Linked DNA regions of Homo sapiens: region 2 is linked to region 1. The links are chromatin loops, found by intact Hi-C in ENCODE. Cell type or tissue: GM12878. All regions are shown on one strand. Each heading gives the region's core, and the rest is flanking DNA. Links, peaks and the distances in the headings are about the cores only.

Region 1 (10,820 bases), core at 1,648-9,647:
TCATTTCCATCCATGTTGTTACAAATGACTGGATCTCATTTTTTTCTGGCTGAATAGTACTCCATTGTGTATATGTACCACATTTTCTTTATGCATTCATCTGCTGATGGACGTTTAGTTTGCTTCCAAATCTTAGCTATTGTGAACAGTGCTGCAACAAACATAGGAGTGCAGATACCTCTTCGATAAGCTGATTTCCTTTGTTTTGGGTATATACCCAGCAGTAGGATTGCTGGATCCTATGGTAGTTATATTTTTAGTTTCTTGAGGAACCTCCAAACAGTTCTCCATAGTGGTTGTATTAATTTACATTCCCATCAACAGTGTACAAGGGTTCCCTTTTCTCCACATCCTCACCAGCATTTGTTACTGCTTGTCTTTATTATAAGCCATTTTAACTGGGGTGAGATGATACCTCATTGTGGTTTTGATTTGCATTTCTCTGACAGTGATATTGAACACCTTTTCATATGTCTGTATGCCATGTGTATGTCTTCTTTTGAGCAATGTCTATTCAAATCTTTTGTCCGTCTTTTGATCAGATTATTAGATTTGTTTTTTCTATAGATTTGTTTGAGCTCTTTGTATATTCTGGTGATTAACCCCTTGTCAGATGGGTAGCTTGCAAATATTTTCTCCCATTCCATGGGTTGTCTCTTCGCTTTGCTGATTGTTTCCTCTGCTATGCAGAAGCTTTTTAACTTGATGTGATCCCATTTGTCCATGTTTTCTTTGGTTGCCTGTGTTTATAGGGTATTGCTCAAAATATCTTTGCCCAGCCCAGTGTCCTGGAGATTTTCCTTAATATTTTCTTGTAGTAGTTTTATAGTTTGAGGTCTTAGATTTAAGTCTTTAATCCATTTGATTTTATTTTTGTATATGGTGAGAGATAGTGGTGTAGTTTCATTCTTTTGCATATGGCTATCCAGTTTTCCCAGCATCATTTATTGAAGAGACTGTCTTTTCTATGTTCTTGGCACTTTTATCAAAAATTAGTTCACCATAGGTGTGTATATTTGTTTCTGGGTTTTCTGTTGTGTTCCATTGTTCCATGTTTCTGCTTTTATGTAGACCTGAAGCCAGCACAGTGCTGGGTCTCGCCCAAGACCTGCTGTAACCACTCCCTGGCTGCTGACTGTGTTTGCTCAAGGGTCTGGGGCTCTACAATCAGCAGGTGGCAAAGCCAGCAAGGCCTATGCCCTTCCCTTCAGGGCCATGAGGTCCCCCAGGCCCCAGGTGGGTCCAGAAGTACTGTCTGGGAGTCAGACCTTAAAAGTCTACCTGGTATTCTTTTGTATTACGACTGAGCTGGCACTAAAACTGTAAGACTCAATCTTTCTCAGTCTTCCCTCCTTTTTCCAAAGGCACAGGAGCCTCACCCCGCAGCCACCTTTACCCCTGGCCACATGGAGTATTGCCAGATTACTGCCAACATTCCCTTAAGGCCCAAGGTCTCTAAAGTCAGCTCGTGGTGAATGTTGCAGGGATTTGGGACTCTAGTCAGGGGAGAGGACTGCCCTCCGGCCGAAGGCAGGCCCAGAAATGCTAAGACTCAAGTCTTGGAGTCAGGGACCCCAGGAACCCATTCTTGGGGTTCTTGGTACCTAAGATGTTGGTAGTTGAGTCCCTTTTATTTTTCTCTCTGCTTTTCTCAAACAGAAGGAGTTTTGCCCTGTAGCTACCACAGCTGGTTATGTGCTGAGTCTCACCTGAAGCCAGCAAGTCCCGGAGACTCACCCAAGGCCTTCGATGTAATTCATGGGTGTCACTGCTGGTTATTCGGGGCCCAAGGGTTCTTCAGTTAGTAGGTGATGAATGCTGGCAGGACTGGGTTGTTTCCTTCAAGGCAGCGGCTTCCCTTCCGGCTCAGAGTATGTCTAGAAATGTCATCTGGGAGCTACGGTCTGGAATGGGGGCCTCACGACTCTGCTGGTGCCCTCTCCTGCTGTGGCTGAGCTGGTATCCAAGATGCAGGACAAAGTCCTCCCTACTCTTCCCTGTCCTCTCCTCAAGCAGAAGGAAGGGGTCTCTTTTGGAGCCAGGTGCTGTGCACCCTGGGGCCAGGGGAGGGGTGACGCCAGCACTCTCTCGGCTGTCCCAGCTGGTGCCTCAGTATGTCGCATGCCCCCTAAGTCCACTGTCTCTGGGCCTAGTTCAGCTGTAGGACTTGCCTACGAGTTGCAGTCGTTATGGCCTAGACTGCCTTTCAGGTTTACTTAGAGGCCAACAGTACTTTGGCCCTCAGTGGTGAGGTTTGCAGGCACTCAAGTTCGGACCTCTGGGATTGGAGATTGCCCCCTGGCTAGGGCTAGTTTAAATGCTCCCTCTGTGGGCAACATCAGGTGAGTTTGGTTTGCTTTTCCTTTCTCCTCTAACAGGACAGCACTGAGTTCAGTGCCTCACAATTGCTGTATTCTTCCTTGTATGAGTCTGTTTTCACACTGCTATGAAGATATTACCTGAGACTGGGTAATTTACAAAGAAGAGAGTTTTAATTGTCTCACAGTTCCACATGGTTAGGGAGGCCTCAGGAAACTTAAAATCATAGTGAAGAGGAAGAGGCATGTCTTACATGGTGGCAGATGAGAGAGAAAACGAAGAGCAAAGCAGGAAGAGCACCTTATAAAACCATGAGATCTCATGAGAACTCACCCCCGTCTCAGGAAAACAGCCCCCATGATCCAATCACCTCCCACCAGGTTCTTCCCTTGACCTGTGAGAATTATGGGGATTACAATTCAAGATGTACTTCCCATAATCCCCACATGACCTGGATGTGAGACATGGAGTCAACATTTGCAGCCTGACGATGTGGTAGAAAAGAAAAACCCATATTCTGGGGAGAAATTCAAGCTGGCTACAGAAATTTGCATAAGAAACAAGGAGCCAAATGTTAATCACCAAGACAGCGGGGAAAATGTCTCTAGGGCATCTCAGAGACTTTCACAGCAGCCCCTCCCATCACAGGCCCAGAGGCCTAGGAGGTAAAAAATGGTTTTATGGGCAGGGTCCAGGGCCCCCCTGCAGTGTGCAGCCTCGGGACTTGGGGCATCCCACCTGCTCCAGCTGTGGGTAAAAGAGGCCAAGGTACAGCTCAGGCTGTTATTTCAGGGGATGCAAGCCCCAGTTACAATTCCAGATGAGATTTGGGTAAGGACACGGAGCCAAACTATATCATCCCTTCCCTAGCACCCAGAGATGCTCTTGTCACCACGCACCACTGCTGGGGGTCAGGGAGAGGTGGCACTGGCGATTCAGGACAGTTTGTTCTATGTCTTCAGTGCCCCTTTTCGCAATAGGAAGTTAAAAGCCAGTACTGTGAATGCTCATCTGGCGTTTGGTTCTCATGAAGGTGTTTTTTTCTGTGTGGATAGTTGTTAACTTGGTGTCCTTGTGGGGGTGGGGGCAATTGGTGAAGCTTTCTATTCCAGCATCTTGCTCTGCCTGTTTTCTCTGACTTTTATAATTTCTTCTCCTTTTGGAAATTTCGGTATTTGAATACTTTTTACTTTATGATGTCCGATATGTCACTTAGGCTTTCTTCATTCTTTTTTGTTAGATTTTCACCTTTTTTGGACTGTGTTATTTCAAAAGCTCTGCCTTCAATTCAGAAATTCCTTCTTCATGATCTAGCCTATTGTTGAAGCTTCTCGATTATATTTTTTAATTTTGTTCATTGAATTCTTCAGTCTTAGGATTTCTCTTTGGTTCTTTTTACGATATCTCTTTGAATTTATTCAGATCATTAACTGCTTTTCTGAGTTTTTCATATTGTTTTACCTGTGTTCTCTTGTATATCACTGAGTTTCCTTGAGGTCATTATTTTGCATTTCGTTTCAAGCATATCATAGATTTCCTTTTCTTTGATATCTTTTTCTGAAGAATTATTGTGTTGCTTTGTAGGTGTCATGTTTTCTTTTTCGCATTTCTCGTGTCCTTACGTCTGTGCATCTGGTGTCATAATTGCTTCTTCTAAGTTTTTGGATTGGCTTTCATAGAGAATGACTTTTTCATGTAGATATATTTACAGTATTTGTTGGGTAGAGTTCTTTAGCTCTGATTTTGGGTAGGAACAGTACTGTGGTCTTCATATTATTTCTTTGTCCATAATCAGTGTCAGCAGTGATCACAGGTTCTTTAGTGGCTTAGGCTGTGATTGTTAGTGGAGGCTTGGGCAACCTTTGCTGGGGATGGAGACACCAGGTGGGCTGGTTCTTAGGCCCCTTGTTGGCACATGTAGGTACTGGTGATGGTGGCAGTGGGCCAGGCATTCTGGTCCTTAGGTGTCTAAATGACATGAGACTGTCTGCAGGCCTTGTAATGGTGCATATGGCACCACTGGAGATGGGTTGACCCAGGCCTGTCCTCAATTTCCTTGATGCCATGTGCAGGCTTATCCTATCTTCCAGCCCCCAGATAGGATACAGATGGGGCCTCTGGACATTGTGCCCCAGAGAGCTGGTTCTCAGGTCCCCTGAAGGCATGTACAGGTGTGTGGTGGCCTTGTCCTTGGAAGGGGTGGCATCGCTGTAGGTGGCAGTGGCCCCAGGCAGGCAGCTCCCATGCTTTGAGGAAAATGTGCTTCAGCTCCATTTGTCATGGGGGCAGCCTCCCTGGTGCACTGGTTCTGCTGGTCCCCAGGGTATAGGACACAGTGTGGGCTAGAGTACTGGATATCTGGCTGTACCACTTGGTCCAGCTGGCCTCATGATACTGCAGCCCTCTGAGTGGATATGGGGGAATATCAGTGGCATTCCAGGGATGTGGAATGGAGGGGCTTCTGGGGTCCAGGGCAGGATATAGTCTGGTTGTTGCTGGGCTCTTAAAATGGTGCCATGCCACAGCACCTTGGGTCCTGAGGGGTGACTAGAATGCAGCATGAATGCCCTTGGGAACAATTCCATGATGGACTCCAGTCAACTCCCTATACTAGGCTCAGGGCCTGTGAAGCTGAGCAGCTCTCCTGTGGCTAGGATGGCAGGCATCTGTGGTGGTAATGTGGACAACTGGAGATTTCTTGCTTACCTTTTCCCTACAATGGGGAGCCTTTCCTGGCTCTGAGCCAATCCCGGCTGAGACTGCTGCTTATCTTCCCTCTTTCTCTGTGCCTTGGAGAGTCCCTGTCCCTTTTGTGCTGAATTCCATTGTTCCCTCTTAGATGCTCTGTTTAACCTGTGGTTATCTGCTGACTGTTTTCCTTCTTTTTGGTGGAGGAGATGAGTGCCAGCTGCCTCTAGTCAGCCATCTTGATGATGTCTCTCTGTTTCTTTAACATTTGCTCCATAAGGCTTTTCCACTGCAGCACATTATTAGATTGAGATCACTTATGTAACAACTTTTACTCTGAGAAAGGAGAGACAAAGTAAATGCCATGAAGATAATGAATGGACTTTTCTTCTGTTACTCATATACCTTTTTCATGTTGGACCTACTTATTTTTAGGTCCAATATGAAATATTTCACATAATCAGATTGTCTAAAGAAATCTTACTTTGGAAGAATGTTTACCTCACTAGAATTCTTTCGTAATTGTTATCTTTCTTGGTCTGAGTAATTATAAGTAAATTAGGAAGTGAAACTCGGAAAGGTTCAGAGATATGCCTCTGAGACTTATCCCAGGACTTACCCCTGGGACTTAAAGGAAAAAGTGGCAAAACCAAGTCTGACACCCAGATGTCATGACTAAACCTAATGCTCCTGCCAGTATACCACAACTCACTGTAACTCCCATTGGCAACATGAATCAAGAGAGGTAGTTGCTCTCACTGCATGAGAAAGGACCCTGAGCTCATTCTAATGCTGCAGGAGTCCATGAACATGATCCATTTTGCCTTAAGAAGAACTTTTGAAAATAAGGGAATTAAGTGGGAAAAGTTGAATATTCTAATAGCTCCTGAAGATTCAATCTACTTTATTGTTAGCCTTTTGCCACAGGCAAGAATGACAGAAATCATGGGAAACTGCCCTGGGATTCCTCCCAGACCATGATCTGGAATGTTAGCAAGGTAGCTTTCCACCAGCATCCTTGGTTGGAAATGAGAAGGCTCTTGAATTTAGTTCCTCTTAGGTGCCATGAATATGGTGGATCTTCAGAAAATTCTTGAGTGAATGAATGATGATCTTTTATTAAAATGGGGGTCATAGTGATCTTAGTTTTATTGTAACAGGTGACATCTGGGCTGCAATAGTATATTAGGAAAGGATTTGGCTATAAATAACAGATAGCCCAACTAAACGTAGCTTTAGTAGGTGGGGTGCATGTTCTAAAAATTCTGGAGAAGTAATCCAAGATGACAGCAGCGACTCATAGATCTCATCATGGACCTGAAATCCTTCTGTCTTCCTCCATAGTCATCCCTAGCATGTGGGTTTGTCCTTACAGTCTGAAGATGACTGATGCTTCCAAACCCCAGTCAGTGTATCTAAGCTCTGGAGAAAAAAGATGGGGTAATAAGAGGCAAAGAGCAAAGGGAAGACCTCCTAAGGATATCTACCTACACTTTATTGCTCAAAAATGATGTCATTTACTTTGTTGTTCAGAATGGTGTCATATGGCCACCTTTAGCTATAGAAGAGGCTAGGAACTGTATTTTAGCTTTTTAGCCTTTATGCAAGAGGAAGTCAAGAGAAAAGAGAGGTGTTAAATGGATTTTGGGTAGCTAGTGCATAATGTCTACCATACCCACTGAGACCATTTTCTTTACTCTATTGAGCTAAAGATTCGTTTAATATTAAAATTAGGGTTTTTCAGAGAAGGAGAACCAACAAGATGGGGTGGAGAAACAGATTTATTCTAAGGAATTGTCTCACCTGATTATGGAGGTTGAGAAGTCTCAAGATCTGCAGTTGGCAAGCTGGAGACCCAGAAGAGCCATGGTATAGTTTCAGGACAAGTCTGAAGCCCTGAGAACCAGGAGAGCCAGTGGTGTAAGTTCTGTTCCAAAAGCTGGCAGGCCCAAGTTCCAAGAAGAACTGATCAGTCCAACTCAAGCAGTAAGCCAGGAGGAATTCTCTTTTGCTTTTACTTGAGGGAATTGCAGCCTTTTGGTTCCACTCAGGCCTTCAGCTGGTTAGTTAAGTGCCACCAGAGAGAGCAGACTCCTTTACTGAGTCTGTGGATTCCAATGGCAAGCTCATAAAGAAATACTCTCACAGACACTCTATGAATAATGTTTGACCAAATATCTGGGCACCCTGTGGCCCACTCAAGTTAACATATAACATTGACCATTAAAATATTGAGATGGGTCTAATGGTGTCATGAAAACAGTACTTGATTACTCTGCTGGATTATAGTCCATGCTGTATCTAACACATTGAATGGTCCTGGGCAAGTCATTGAACCTCTCTGGATTCGTTCCATCCTCTGTAACATTAAAGAATTACACTAGACAGCCATAGGGCCCCTCCCCGCTCCTGTTTTCCCATGTTTCCATGAAATATTTTCTAGTGGAAGAGAGTAGAGTATGTACTTAGATGAGAATATAAACTTAGTTTGCAACTAATTTTTCAGTTGTATTTTTAAGTTTCTATTTGAGAATTTTGTTTAGTGATATAAACACTCCTCTGAGATCTCTGTACTATCAATTTGCCTCAAAAAAAAATACAGAGGTAAATTCAGCTTAGTGCATTCCCAAAAGATCATAAATTCAACATTAGTTCAATCAAAATTAATTTTCAGTTCCTGGATTTAAAGTTTCCAAGCTTATTTTTCTGCTTTTCTTGGAACCTAGAAAATTCATCTCACCAGTTTTCTGCATCAAGCAATATTTATTATGTGTCTACATCTGCATATTATTGGACTTACACAGTATTTTGTTTCAGGAAGGCAGGAACCCTTTTAATAGCAAGTATAATTTGCATATTTACAGTTGTCATTTGTAATCAGCTGCAGCTTAATTTCTGGAAAAAAATAAAACTTACCTTCTGAGGGAGGTTTTTGAATGATTTGGGTCCTCATGGCTTGCCCAGGTCAGAATCCAAGGCAATAGGAGCTGAACAGACCAAATGGAATTGATTGTTTCCATAAGTTTGTGGCAAGAACATAGCGTGCTGCTTTGGATGTCACATGCCTTGTTGCAAAAAACAAACAAGCTATGATTACTTGCCATGTCAATTTTTCTTTCCTAAGTCCTGTTAGAGTTAATTCTTTTGAAACACCATGTCTATCAGTCTATCAAAGCTCTGTTGCCTCACTGCTAGGTTATTGAAATAGCCCCTGATTATTCACCGGGCTCTCAATTTCTTTCTTTTCATCCTTGGCACACACTGTTTTAGGTAAACTCTCTCAGATGCCACTATTCTCATGTTGTTACTTTGCTCAGAAATGTTCAAGCATTCAGCATTATCTTTAGCACTCAGGATCAACTTCATACTCATAGGTTGCCATTCAGTGCTCTCTAGTTGCGACCCTAACATTCAACCTGCTTTTGTTCCCTTTTTCTGTTTCAAAATACCAATTTCCTTTATCTAATTGTTCCCTTTCCTCCACCCAAAAGATTTTGAAGTAGCTTACACGCACACATTCACAAGGATACATACACATGTATATATGTATCTACTTGCATATGTAATACAACAGCAATAAATTTTATTTTCGTTTGAGAAATAAAAGTGACAAATAAGATGAAAGTAGTTTAGTATGCAGAATTTATACCATATGATCCTTTATGTAACAGCTAGAAGTACTACACTTGAGCTTAACCAAAAGGCCTAGAAGCAATATATAACAGCTAGAAAAATGATGAATTTACCCTTAATGTATCAGCAGCCAAACCTAAAAGACTACTTTCAAAATTCACAGTAGCCCTAAGAAGGAAAACACAGCCAGAGCAGTTTTTCCCTGCACTGAGGCCTGAGGCACTCACAAAGCATTCTTACTGGACTTCCACAGCGAGTGAAATCACTGATTTCTATAATATTCTTCATCATAGCTGATTGACAATACTTTTTTTTTTTTTGGAGACAGTCTCACTGTGTCTTCTAGGCTGCAGTGCAGTGGCACAATCTCAGCTCACTGCAACCTCTGCCTCCCAGGTTTCAGTAATTCTCCTGCCTTGCCCCCTGAATAGCTGGGATTACAGGCGCCGCGCACCACCACACCTGGCTAATTTTTTATACTTTTTGGTAGAGATGGGGTTTCAACATGTTGGCCAGGCTGGTCTCGAACTCCTGACCTCAAGTGATCCACCCGCCCTGGCCTCCCAAAGTGCTGGGATTACAGGTGTGAACCACCGTGCCCAGCCAAATTAATACTTCTTAATAAAAGAGGTAACTAGAAGCGTGAAAAATTAGGTAATCTAAGATCATATCTCTTTGATGGTTTGTTTCTTTCCAAGAATACAATTTAGTCTCTATGGAGGAAAGCAGTGACTGCAAATCCTTCAGGTAATCCTTCACTAGTGTTATTTCTTGCAAATGGGCTTTTACATTTCTTATTTTGATTTTTTATTAAAGTAATACATGTATATAGTTTGAAAAATTAAAGTACTCTAACACAGTTGAAAACAATGGTACCCCTTTCCTCTCTTGCTCCTGCCCACGACCTACTCCTCAGAGAGAACCCATTTTAGCTTCTGGCATTTTGTCCGTGTTTTTAAACTTAGAGCTCCCTTAAGTCAGGTGCTAGGGATACTTTCTGCTTACTGGTTCAGCTTAAAGACCAATTTTTATTTCCAAGATTTCAAATTTGTTCTTTTTCACGTCTCTGTGTTTTATTTCTGCCTATTTTGGTTTTATAACTTCTTTTTTACTTTAATGCATGCTACTACATTATTCATCTCTTTGGGTATTCTAATCACACTTCTTTTAAGTGTTAGTTCCATGAAGTTTATTTTACTGGAGGGAATTTATGTTCTGATTGTTTTCAGTTGGTTAGCATTGCATTTCACTCAGTGTTCTGGAATTTTGTATGGCAGGCTCATTTTTAGTGGACAGTTTTTTTGTTTTGTTCTTTTCACTCCTTCTGTGCTCTTCCCTTCTGTCTGGTAGTTTTGCCTCCCCCAAGCCCCTCAGCCTCCAGTTCAAAACCAGAACTTAATGGCATTTGGACCTCTTGCGCCCCGGTGATGCTGAGGCTAGTGCAGAAGTGTTGCCTAGATGGTGGGCGTCATGGCTGTGTACCTAGACAAGAGAGCATGGCTCTGTTTGGCCCCTTCAGGCCCACAGCTTCCTGTAAATATCTAGCACAGGGGAACAGGTCATCAGCCCTGGTTTTGTTTATCCCGGCCTCTTTTGTCAAGCAAGGTAGCCTCACCCCATTCTCTGGCTTTAAGCTTTAAGGTTGACTGTACTCACCATTTTTATGTGAAACATTTGTATTCCCTGTTTAACCACCAGCACTCAGCTTGTACCTACTGCCACCTACTTCCAGACCTCAGGCCCTGGAGCTTCAGCTTTGTTTATTGCTTTGCATTTCTGTTCTATTTTTGGTCCAGGGAGATCATTGCCTGTTTTTTTTTTTTTTTTTGACTTGGCAAAGCTATTTTTGGTTCCTGTTTTTATATTTTACCTGTCATTACTATGGATTTGGAGTAGAAGGGAACGCTTCCAGGTTTGAACTTACAGCATCTTGATTGGAAGTCTGCAGTTGCTTTTCGAGTACATAGGTAAAAATCTAAGTCTTTGGAGGCAAAGAAAAAACGAGAAGATAATGATCTAATTTTCCTGAGGGCTTCCAAGTATGTGTGCATCTTTTACCCAGTGTCAGCCGTCTGTGGAGCAGGGGATCTATATCTTCTTTTATCACAGAGCCTTCTATGAAGAGAGATTGAGTAGGATCATTGTGAAAATGTATCCATTCTGGAAACAGTTTAATAAAT
Region 2 (10,820 bases), core at 1,752-9,751, 52 kb before region 1:
GTAAAGAGCTCTTGGCCGGGCATGGTGGCTCATGCCTGTAATCCCAGCCCTTTGGGAGGCTGAGGCAGGTCAATCACTTAAGGCCAGGAGTTTGAGACCAACCTGGCCAGAGTTTGTTTGTTTGTTTTTTGTTTGTTTGTTTGTTTGTTTTTTGAGAAACTCCATCTCTCCTTAAAAAAACAAAAACAAAACCCAAAAAATTAGCTGGACATGGTGGCACACGCCTATAATCCCAACTACTTGGGAGGCTGAGACGTGAAAATCGCTTGAACCTGGGAGGCGGAGGTTGAAGTGAGCTGAGATCATGCCACCAAACTCCAGCCTGGGAGACGGAATGAAACTCTGTTTCAAAAAAACCAAACAACAACAAAAAAGAGTTCTTAATGCTCCTGAAAGTTATTATCTAGCCTCTGCTTAAATACTGGTTCATGAGATAGCCCACTCCCCCAGGGTGGTGATCCCAGATATACTACCCTTTGATTTCTGTCCCAGTTCTTCTATTTGGGGTCTGGAGCACCTATGATGTGTCAGTCACTGTACTATATGAAAGAGATACAAAGTAGGATAAAATGTAGCTTCTTCTTTCTAGGAATAACCCTAGTAGTAAAAGAAACAGACAAGTAAATCAGCAATGATGGTTCAGTGGGGTAAGTGGTATTGTTAGGGGTATGTACTTTGCTACGGAGGAGGAGAACCTAAATCAGACTGGAGAATGAGGAAAAGCTTCCTGAAGGAGGCAACCCTTGAGCTAAGTTTTGGAGTAGGAGATAGATGAAGCAAGAGAAAGGGCAGTCACACGAATGAAAGAGCCTGTGGAAAGTACATTCATCAGCACAGCACTTTAGAAAATGGTGTATGGTGTTCTGTAGGGCTGGAAAAAGGGAGATTTGTGGCCGGTGATGAGAGGAAGGGTGAGGAAAGGATGCAGAGGCCAGATTGTGAAGGGCCTTCATGGATAAGCAGTCTGCATCGTGTATGATTGTATTGTCAGAATGTTATTTTATAGCTCATTCCTCTTAAGATGCTTTCAGATTTAACTTGTCCTGCTTTGGAACATGAGGATCAGAAAAACCTGGATTCAATATCTGGCACCACTTAAGCCTCTTTGAGCCTTAGAAGCCTCGTTTGTGAAATGAGGGTGATAGTAGCTTCTCCCAACTTTCGTGGTAAAAAAAGAATCTAGACAGGCACCTCATAAAGTGCTGGGCTCATTGCAGATAGAAAACCCGCTTGTTTCTCCCCCCCGCTTTTTTTTTCTCAAAGTCTCTGAATAATTACATTCAGCGTCCCTACCTTGTCTGCTAGGAGTTCTAACATTAGATTAACATTTTCTTGCAAGAATTCTGTCATTTTTTAAACCTAACCACACAATTCTACATTTTGGAGTGAAGGTAAGCCCAAAGTAAAGGTTTCCCTTATTACTTTTTATGGCTTGATAGAGAAAATAATGAGGAAGGTAAGTTATGACTTTTCCACATATCCTGTTTTACCAGGCCAAGAGTTAGATGATGAGGATACTCAGAAGGCAAAGAAAGTAGACAAAAGGTCAGGGAAGCTATTTAATTTGGTTGACGTATATGGAGGAAACAGTACTGATATGACAGATACGTTTTGTTTGAAAAAGCATTTTGTGCCTACTCAAGTATAGACACAATATATCCTGAGCAGCGAGTGGGCATGAATCCAAGCGGGTGTAAGAAATACAGCAACGCTAGGGAAGATTCAGAAAAGAAAGAGTTGAGTTATTTTAGTGAAATGATAGCTCAAGTTAGAGAAGTGCATGCTGAGAGAAACGTTGACGTTAAAGAGTAAGGACTGGCCACATTTTAATTTCCTCTAAGGATCTTTTCTAAGAGAGGAGAAAGAAATGTTACAGTGGAAGTGAGTGTAGTAGGTGATGGGAAAGGGAAAGGGGGAAGATTGAATATTGAAAACAGGAATGAAGGAAAGGGTGACATGTCAGCTTTATTTTTACTTCTATTGTGTGTCAAAGCGATGGTCTTTCTTTTTTTAGCTAGTCAGGTCTAAACTGTAATAAAATGAAGTCAGAGTGAGATGAACCGAATAATACTCAATTTCATGGAAAATCTTATCTGTAGTTGGCAGTCGTCTCTTTACTTTTGGATTTAATTCCTTTTCATCATTTTCTGTATCAGTTCTTTTGAGAGTAGTTGGCTGGTGCTGCAGATGAATACATGCCTATTGGTGGTTTGGTATAATTTGTCTTACATTGCATCTTCACTGGCAGTGTTAGCCTGATGATTCGTTTCTAGTTTAGCAAAATGAGAATTAGTTTAATAAGATGTTGAGATGGTGATCAGTTTTCCAGGGGTTTGGTTCTGCTCAAGAGCTGGCATCCAATATGCCAAAAAGGCAATAAGCAGGGTGGATCAACTGCCTTAAGATGGGTATGCAATGTTCAAACCAAAGGATGGCATAGTGAGAGACAAATCATTGCTCCAACAGAATGGAAGAAGTTGCTGGAAGATGACTTCGCTGGCAGGCAAGGAAGGAAATCAAGAAGTCAGTTTTTACCACCATCACTAAACCCTTCCCAGAGTACCGAAGCAGGCTCATACCCAGGGGAGTAGGGGAGTAGTACAGGAGGAGGAGGAGAAGTAGAAGGAGGGAGACAAAGACAGGGAGAGGGAATTAGCTGAGGCTGGGGAGACAGAGAGTCACAAGAGAAGAAAGGAATTCTTGTGAACTACAGTGGTTTGTAGGACTCAAAAGTAAGCAGGTGGAATTAACCTCATAAAAAATAATGCTCTGCCTGCCTCGCTAGGGGTAGGCACCCAACACGTCACACGTCCTGTTTTGCTCCCTCACTTGTGTCAGCTCAGATTATTTCCTGCCTGTCCACTGCTAGCCTTTTGTGGCTGAATATCAGATCTTGACTGAGCATCTGAGCATGTGCTGGCCTCTATGGATGAGGAAGCCACAATGAATCAGACATAACTTTTCTTCTCAAATTCGTTTATCTTAAAAAGCATTTATTGTAGAGAGTATACTATGTGCCATATACATTAGTAGGTGCTAGTATAGAAAATACCAAGAGGCTGAATACTGTGGCTCACGCCTATAATCCCAACACTTTGGGAGGCCCAGGCAGGAGGATTGCTTGATCCCAGGAGTTTGAGACCAGCCTGGGCAACAAAATGAGACCCCATCTCTGAAAAATGAAAAAATAGAAAATAATGTTATCTATTTGTATAACCTAGTAATGAACATAGGGTCATTTGTAATTTTTTGCATTTACAAACAGTGTTCCTATGGAAATTCTCTTCATAAGCGCCTCCTAGAAGACACATCAAGAGGTCTGTCAGCTATAAACTATAGCAACATGCATCAACATAAATGAATCTTAGGATATAATGTTGAGCCAAAAAAAAAAAAAACCCAAAACAAATTGCAAAATCATCAATGCAGTATGATTCCATCTGTAAGTAGCCAAAAGTATGCAAAGCTAAACATACAATATGTTGCTTAGTGCCTCCTTATCCATGGGGGATACATTCCAGTACCCCAGAGGGTGCCTGACACCATGGATAGTACTGAACCTCATGTATACTGTTTTTTCTTATGTATACATACTTACAATAAAGTTTAATTTATAACTTAGGCACAGTAGATTAACAACAATAATACTAAAATAGAACAATTATAACAATATACTGTACTATCTATACTCAGGTATCAGGTAAATCTATTTGGATGTAGGAAAGTTTCTTGAAGGAGGTGACATTTAAGCCGGATCCTAAAGGATGAATAAAATTATGAGCGATCGCAGTAGTGAAAAAGATATTTTTAAAAGAGGAAACTATGAATAAAGATATAAAAGCTATGACCTGGCAATCATATGCCAAAAAAAAAGAAAAGACATAAAACCACATGGGCGGCCAGGCGCGGTGGCTCATGCCGGTAATCCCAGCACTCTGGGACGCCAAGGCAGGAGATCGAGACCATCCTGGCTAATGCGGTGAAACCCCGTCTCTACTAAAAAATACAAAAAAAAATTAGCCAGGTATGGCGGCGGGCACCTGTAGTCCCAGCTACTCAGGAGGCTGAGGCAGGAGAATGGCGTGAACCCGGGAGGCGGAACTTGCAGTGAGCTGAGATCGCGCCACTGCAGTCCAGCCTGGGCGACAGAGCGAGACTCAAACAAAAACAAAAACAAAACACCACATGGGCCCACAACCTGACTTGGGAATGACAGAGAAGCCAGGATAACTGAAATACGTGTTGGGTGCAGGGAAACACAGGATGGGAGTAGATTATAGGGGGCGTTTGATGTCACACGAGAGAATTTTGTCTTTATTCTGCAACTACTGGGTAGATCTCCTGTTTCTCTTTTGTAAAATCAAATCTGTTTTTAAAAAAGATTTATCTGATGACAATTTAAAGAATGGTTTGGAAAAAGACAGGGACCAGAGAGATTGACTTGGAAAGTTGCAAGTAAGAGATAATGAATACAGGAGACAAATACCTGCAGTGGAAACGGGAAGAAAGGGCTGAATGTGAGAGTGGCACAGAGATATGATTTGATTAGCACATGAATTTGGAATAAACTACCACTGTTTTAAAATTTAATTTGCGACAGTCTTGCTGTGTCACCAAGGCTGGACAGTGGCTGCAGTGGTGCTATATTGGCTCACTGCAACCCCTGCTTCCTGGGGGCTCAAGCGAGCCTTCCACCTCAGCTTCCTGAGTAGCTGTGACTGCTGGTGCCTGCCAGCATGCTCGGCTAATGTTTTAGCATTTTCTGTAGAGACAGGGTTTCACCATGTTGCCCAGGCTGGTCTCAAACATCTAGGCTCAAGTAATCTGCCCGCCTCAGTCTCCCAAAGTGCTAAGATTACAGGTGTGTGAGCCACCACACCTGGCCTACCACTTTCTTTATCGTCCCCTTTTCTTCCTGTTTTTCTTTGGCCTGTTCCTTACTGCCTCTGGCTCATCTTGATCTGCAATTTTATTGGTATAATTGCCATATTGACTCAGGAAACTAGCTACCAACTACATTTTAACTAGCATCTTTAAAACGCTTGTCTGAGAAAGAGTAACAATGTTTACTACAAGCATTTATACCAGGGCAAATGGTATAAGGACTAAGGAGAAATACACTTTTCCTAATTACAGTGTTGACCCCTTAGGACGCTGAGCATTTGTAATTTAATTACATCAGTGAGTTAATGTGGAAAAGTACCTGATACACTTCGTGTTAGTTTCATTTTGCTTCCAAGTATTACTTTCACTTTCTTCTTTAATTTTTTGAAGTAAAGAGGATTATCAGATTTAAACAAAGTTACACAAAATCCTTTTTAAAATTAAAATAATCATTGTTGAAAATCTTGCTGAAGTTCTGTTGTGTTTCTGTAGGTACAATGAGCTAAACACGTTTTAATCTTATTCAGCATTGAACATGCAGGCTTCATTTGTGAAAAGTCCTGTGTTTGTTTGAAGAACCAGGCACAAGAGTAATCACAGAACATACTTTTGAAAGTACATGTGGGGTTTTTGTTGTTGCTGCTGTTTATTTTTAAAAACTGAACCCTACTTGGCCAGGCACGGTGGCTCATGCCTGTGATCCCGGCACTTTGGGAGGACAAGGCTGGTGTATCATGAGGTCAGGAGTTCAAGATCAGCCTGGCCAAGATGGTGAAACCCTGTCTGTACTAAAAATACAAAAAATTAGCCAGACGTGGTGTCAGGCGCCTATAATCCCAGCTACTCAGGATGCTGAGGCAGAGAATTGCTTGAACCCAGGAGGCGGAGCTTGCAGTGAGCCGAGATCACACCACTGCACTCCAGCCTGGGTGACAGAGCGAGACTCTGTCTCAAAAACAAAACAAAACAAACTGAACCCTACTTTTAAGCCAGTTTACTTTATGTTTGCTTTTTCTCACTTTTTATTTTTTTCAGAGTTACATCCTAAAAAATGTTTTTAGTTAATTGAAAGATTTTGGTCTAGTTGGAGTTGATATATTAATGTGCAGTGAAGTTTCCCAATGTAGCAAATTTAAACTATGGAAGAAGAAGAAGAAAAGGTAATCTTGCTTTGTTTCTTTCTCCAGATATACTGATAATATATATTATGACCAAAGAGATCTAACTAGCTTCAATTCCTCTTTGGGGAAATAACACTTTACCCAAAGGTGTTTATTTTTATCACTTTCTGGAATGTTTTGGGGATTTCATGATCACATGCCGACCAAATTCCTTTTAGATTCTTAGAGCCTCCTGCTCAGCCTCTAATTGCCACCTACTCTGTCTGATAATTACCTTTCTGTTTGGAATCTAGTATTTTATGAAAACTAAAGATACTTGATCTTCACCTTGATATAGCATCTAGATACAGACTATCCCCTGCACAAGGAAACCTCAATGGGTAGAGGCTTTTGCAGAGACACAACCCTGTATGCACTTGAGGGTATGTGGGGAGTTCAGGCTCATCATTTTAGTATGCGTTTTCACAGCGTTCTGCTCGAGTGCGTAGCCAAGGCTGTATCTCCTTTTAGCTTAGTAAAAACCTGATCTGTCTCCATTACACTACAAAACATATTATGTTGACTTTCAGTGTTTTTGCACAGAATGTGAGACCTGCTAAGAGTAGGGTACATGCCATTAACAGGAGCATTTGGGGAGCTAGTATCACAATCTTCTCAAGTTAGGTGAGAACAGTGGTAACAGTGATGCCCATCAACCAGTACTCTCAGCCTTTACCCAGAGGCCTCTTCACTCATTTGCTTCTGAGGATCGGCTTTCTGATTGATTCTAGTTAGGTTGACAATGGACTGAACTATCATCAAGCAGCCATAAAAACGTCATTTTTTTTCCTATGCTTGTCAGTCTTTTTCTTTTTCTTTATTACAATCGGTAATTCTCATATTTCTTTTTCCTCCTGGTCTTTGTAACTTTTTTGTCATCAACTCATCTGTTCCCTTAATCCTTTTCTTTTCATGCCTTGTTTCCTGGTGTTTGATTTTGCTTCATTTCCCAAAGTGATCCTTACGTTTCAGCTTTTTAGTCGTTTATTGATAATGCTTTGGTTAATTTTTTCCCCTTCAAACAAGTTTTACAGTAATAATCTCCCTCCCACCCAGCTTTATCATGGTATAATTGATAGATACTCATCTTTATTTACAGGTATTTCTGTTTTATTTTCTTTGACACCAACATTTCTTTTCCTGTCATTGATAACATTTTTTTTCCAGAAACGGCAAATTCTAATCTAAATCATTTTGCTATTTATTGTCTTTGAATTCAAAGTTGGAAACCTCACATATGCAAATGCAGTTGTTTGCTGTAATCATCAAACCCTGATTCCTTTAGTGAATATATTCTGTTTTGCATTTAGATGTAGGGGGGAAATGAGAGCATTTGTGCAAAATAAAGCTAGAGGGAAAGAAAGGATCATGTGGAATTTTATTTTTTATTAGAAATAACTAATTAAATCTGTATATAACTCAAGAAAAGGAGAACTTGACCTTTTGTTTGTAATAATGAAGAGTAGGGTGACTGGTTGAATCTCACACATGAGAAAGTTGAGACGTTTCTTCTTGGTGGAAGTGATTACTAAGCAGGGATTATGAAAAAGGACAACACAGGGGAAAAGTGGAGAGTTCTCCTGGTCAGATCACAAGCAGCACAGTCAGACTCGTAGGAGGTAGGAATTGACTATATCATGGCAATTGTTTTTTTTTTTTTTTGAGAGAGAGCCTCGCTCTGTCACCCAGGCTGGAGTGCAGGGGCGCGATCTCGGCTCACTGCAAGCTCTGCCTCCCGGGTTCACGCCATTCTCCTGCCTCAGCCTCCCGAGTAGCTGGGACTACAGGCGTGCACCACCTCGCCCAGCTAATTTTTTGTATTTTTAGTAGAGATGGGGTTTCACCGTGTTAGCCAGGATGGTCTCGATCTCCTGACCTCGTGATCCACCCGCCTCAGCCTCCCAAAGTGAGCCACGACGAGTATTTTCAAGAGATCTGACGTGTACTGTGCATCGCGGTAAAGCAGCCATGGAGTGGGTAATTCACCCCCGCATCTTTCTGTAACCAAGGAAGGTAACAGGCTGTCGGCTGCCGTGGACTCCGCTGGTATTTTAAATTATCCATCCCCTGGTTTGCAGGTAATAAGAGTGATGCAGAAACAATGTGCCTCCTTGTTTTTCTTCAGTTCTTGTGTAGTTTCTCTAAATGCCATTGTGTATCCTTCATCACTTACCTTATATGTCCTGTGATCTTGAGAGCTGGTGCTCTCAATAACAAATAGCCAACTAATATGCCGGAGTGTTCAATCCCTAACTCAAAGACTTGTCAGGCTAATGATGAATGACTGTGAAATCCATCCCCAGTTTCCCTACCCAAATTATCTGCGTAAGTGTTTTTACTCTGTTATTTAGAGAGAGCGGTGTGATAGGTGAAAAAGAAATGTGAATTTACGTTTGCAAATAACTAATTTAAACTCTGTGCCAAGGGAAATGGCACTGCTTAACTGAGCATGGATAGAAAATACTGGGAACATATGTGCACAAAGTCACCTCCAGAGTATGGCCACATTTGGCAAGACCACTGACTTGGCATAAGCAGTGTAACTTTATATCGGAGGCATATTTTGGATTTTGAGTGACATATGATAGCATATTCTATGACGACCGACTCGGAATGGTGAAAGCAAAGAACTATGACGCTGAAAGTGGTGGTGAATCCTTCTGGGCAATGTTAAGAGTCAAGAAGGCCAGAGCGAGCCAATCTGTGTAGTGACTGAGGCTCCAAGAACAGGGGGTGGTCAGACGTTCAGGGCCTAGTGTGGCTGTGGTGACACCAACAACCTGTACTCAGATCCTGCTGTTACAGAAAAAAATACTCAGTCCTGTTTGTTAAAGCACAGGACCATGGCGATAGGTACAGGGACCACTGCAACCAGGTCTTGCACTGGGGGAGAAAGATTAGGCTCAGCTCCAAATACATTGTGGGCACGTGGGAATTGGTAGCCAAGGGGCAGTGTGGGGGTCGGTAGATGGAAAATTACCAAGAGGAAATATCCAGGTAAGGGGGATTCTGGCTAACCTCACCTAACAGTATTAGGTCAGGCTTCTTTTACTACTTAATAAAAATGTTTTAAATTTCTTTTTCTTTGGAACCTGTTGCTGGAGAATTAATGTATTTCTTAGTCATATGTCCTTGCTTTTGTCATGTTTCTTGTGTCCTTAAATTGATGTCTGCACTCCTGGTCTAACAATTGCTTCTTCCATTTATTTATTATCCATTTTTAAATTGTTTTATTTATTTTTCGCTTTCTCTTCCACAGACAGTGACTTGTGCTCCTTCCAGTTTTTTAAATTTGCATTCACAGGGGAGGATTTTTCCTGAAGATAGGTCTATAGTGGTGTTTGGGTTGGGCACTGTGTTTTTTAATTTGTTGTTTCTTGGTTGGTTGGGTGGGGGTGGGGGGGGTGGGTTTCTTTTTTTTGGAGACAGGGTCTCACTCTGTTGCCCAGGCTGGAGTCCAGTGGTACAATCTTGGCTCACTGCAACCTGTGCCTCCCAGGTTCAAGAGATTCTTCCACCTCAGCCTCTCAAGTATCTGGGACTACAGGTGTGTGCCACCACGCCTGGCTAATTTTTGTATTTTTAGTGAAGACAGGGTTTCACCATGTTGGCCAGGCTGGTCTTGAACTCCTGACCTCAAGTGATCCACCGCCTTGGCCTCCCAAAGTGCTGGGATTACAGGCGTGAGCCACCGCATCCGGCCTTGGTTGGGTACTTTGGTTTTGGTTCTGGGTGCGCACGGTAGTGTAGTCTCCATATGATTTTTTTTCTTTTTCTTTTTTGGCTGTATCGGCATCCGTGGTGTCTATAATTTCCTCAGTGGCTCTGGGTGGTGTGGTTGTTAGCAGAAGCTGCAGTGAAATTTTGCTGGGGACAGGGACCCCGGGCGCACCAGTCCTTGGGCCCCACGGTGGCGGTGGTGGGCTAAATGTGCCTGTCCTTGGCCTCAAGGCTGTGTACACTGGCATCCACGTTAGCAAGTCTAGGCATGTCAGTTCTTGGGCATCCAGTTGGCTTGCTTGGGTGCTGGTGGTAGGTGGCATCAGTGTGCTGGGTGGGAGGGTCCTTGGGCGTCTGGGCAATGGGCGTGGCATAGGCAATGGCAGTAGCAATGGCAGGAGGATCCCCTGGCTCCCAAGTGGCCAGTGTTGGTGTTGGCTGCACCCGGCTGGGCAGTCCGGTCCTTAGGCCTGCAGTTGGCACATGCAATGGATGCTAGATGTGCTGGTAGCGGCAGGTCGGGCAGGCCCATCCTCAGGCTTGCAGAGGAACTGCTCAGCTGCCCACAGTGGTGGATGGACGGGGTAGGGCAATCCCCAGGCCTTTGCATGGCTTGCCTGGTCACTGGGGCTGGTGGAACTGGGCCAGGTGTCCTGAAGAGTGTGTGCTTTGGTCCTAGGTGGTGGCTGCAGGTGGGTTAACCTGTCCTAGGGTACTTGTATGTGCATGGTGGCCTTGCTGCTGGGGCCACAGGGTCACTGCTAGTGGCTTGTGCTTCAGCCCTGGCAGCAGCAGGAGCCAGCAGTGGCTGTGGTGGAGGATATCAATGGGGCTCCAGGAATGTGGACATTCAAGGGCTATTTGGGGCCCAGGGCAGGATGCTGCCTGGTGGAAGCTGGGCCCTCAAAATGGTGCTGTGCTGTAGCTGCTTAGGACTCGAGCAGTATGTGGGGCCCAGCACAAGCTCCCTCCCTGGAGCAGTGCCACAGCGTGGTCCCCGGGCAGCACTCTGTTAGTCTAAGGACCACAAGGGGCTCTCCTGTGGCTCGGATCACA

The links. Peaks named below come from ENCODE experiments on the same cell type or tissue, not always from the same donor. Only the 100,000 strongest peaks of a DNase experiment are listed, where the experiment ranks them.
Region 2: it touches region 1 in a loop (3-fold over the local background); 4 of 110 quality-filtered maps call a loop at or near these places.

Annotation. Positions count from the first base shown.
Region 1 is chr1:245,896,038-245,906,857 of GRCh38, reverse strand. All of the region lies in intron 8 of SMYD3 (SET and MYND domain containing 3), which reads left to right. Among named protein-coding and RNA genes, the nearest start is that of SMYD3-AS1, 210 kb to the left of the region's middle. In GM12878, for the core only: no CTCF peak of the experiment used is centred there; a DNase peak (open chromatin) is centred at 5,657; H3K27ac peaks cover 206 bases.
Region 2 is chr1:245,948,455-245,959,274 of GRCh38, reverse strand. The region is part of intron 5 of SMYD3 (SET and MYND domain containing 3); the gene reads left to right. Among named protein-coding and RNA genes, the nearest start is that of SMYD3-AS1, 150 kb to the left of the region's middle. RefSeq lists an enhancer at 10,605-10,820. In GM12878, for the core only: no CTCF peak of the experiment used is centred there; DNase peaks (open chromatin) are centred at 4,684, 4,974, 5,504 and 6,464; H3K4me3 peaks cover 2,259 bases; H3K27ac peaks cover 3,171 bases.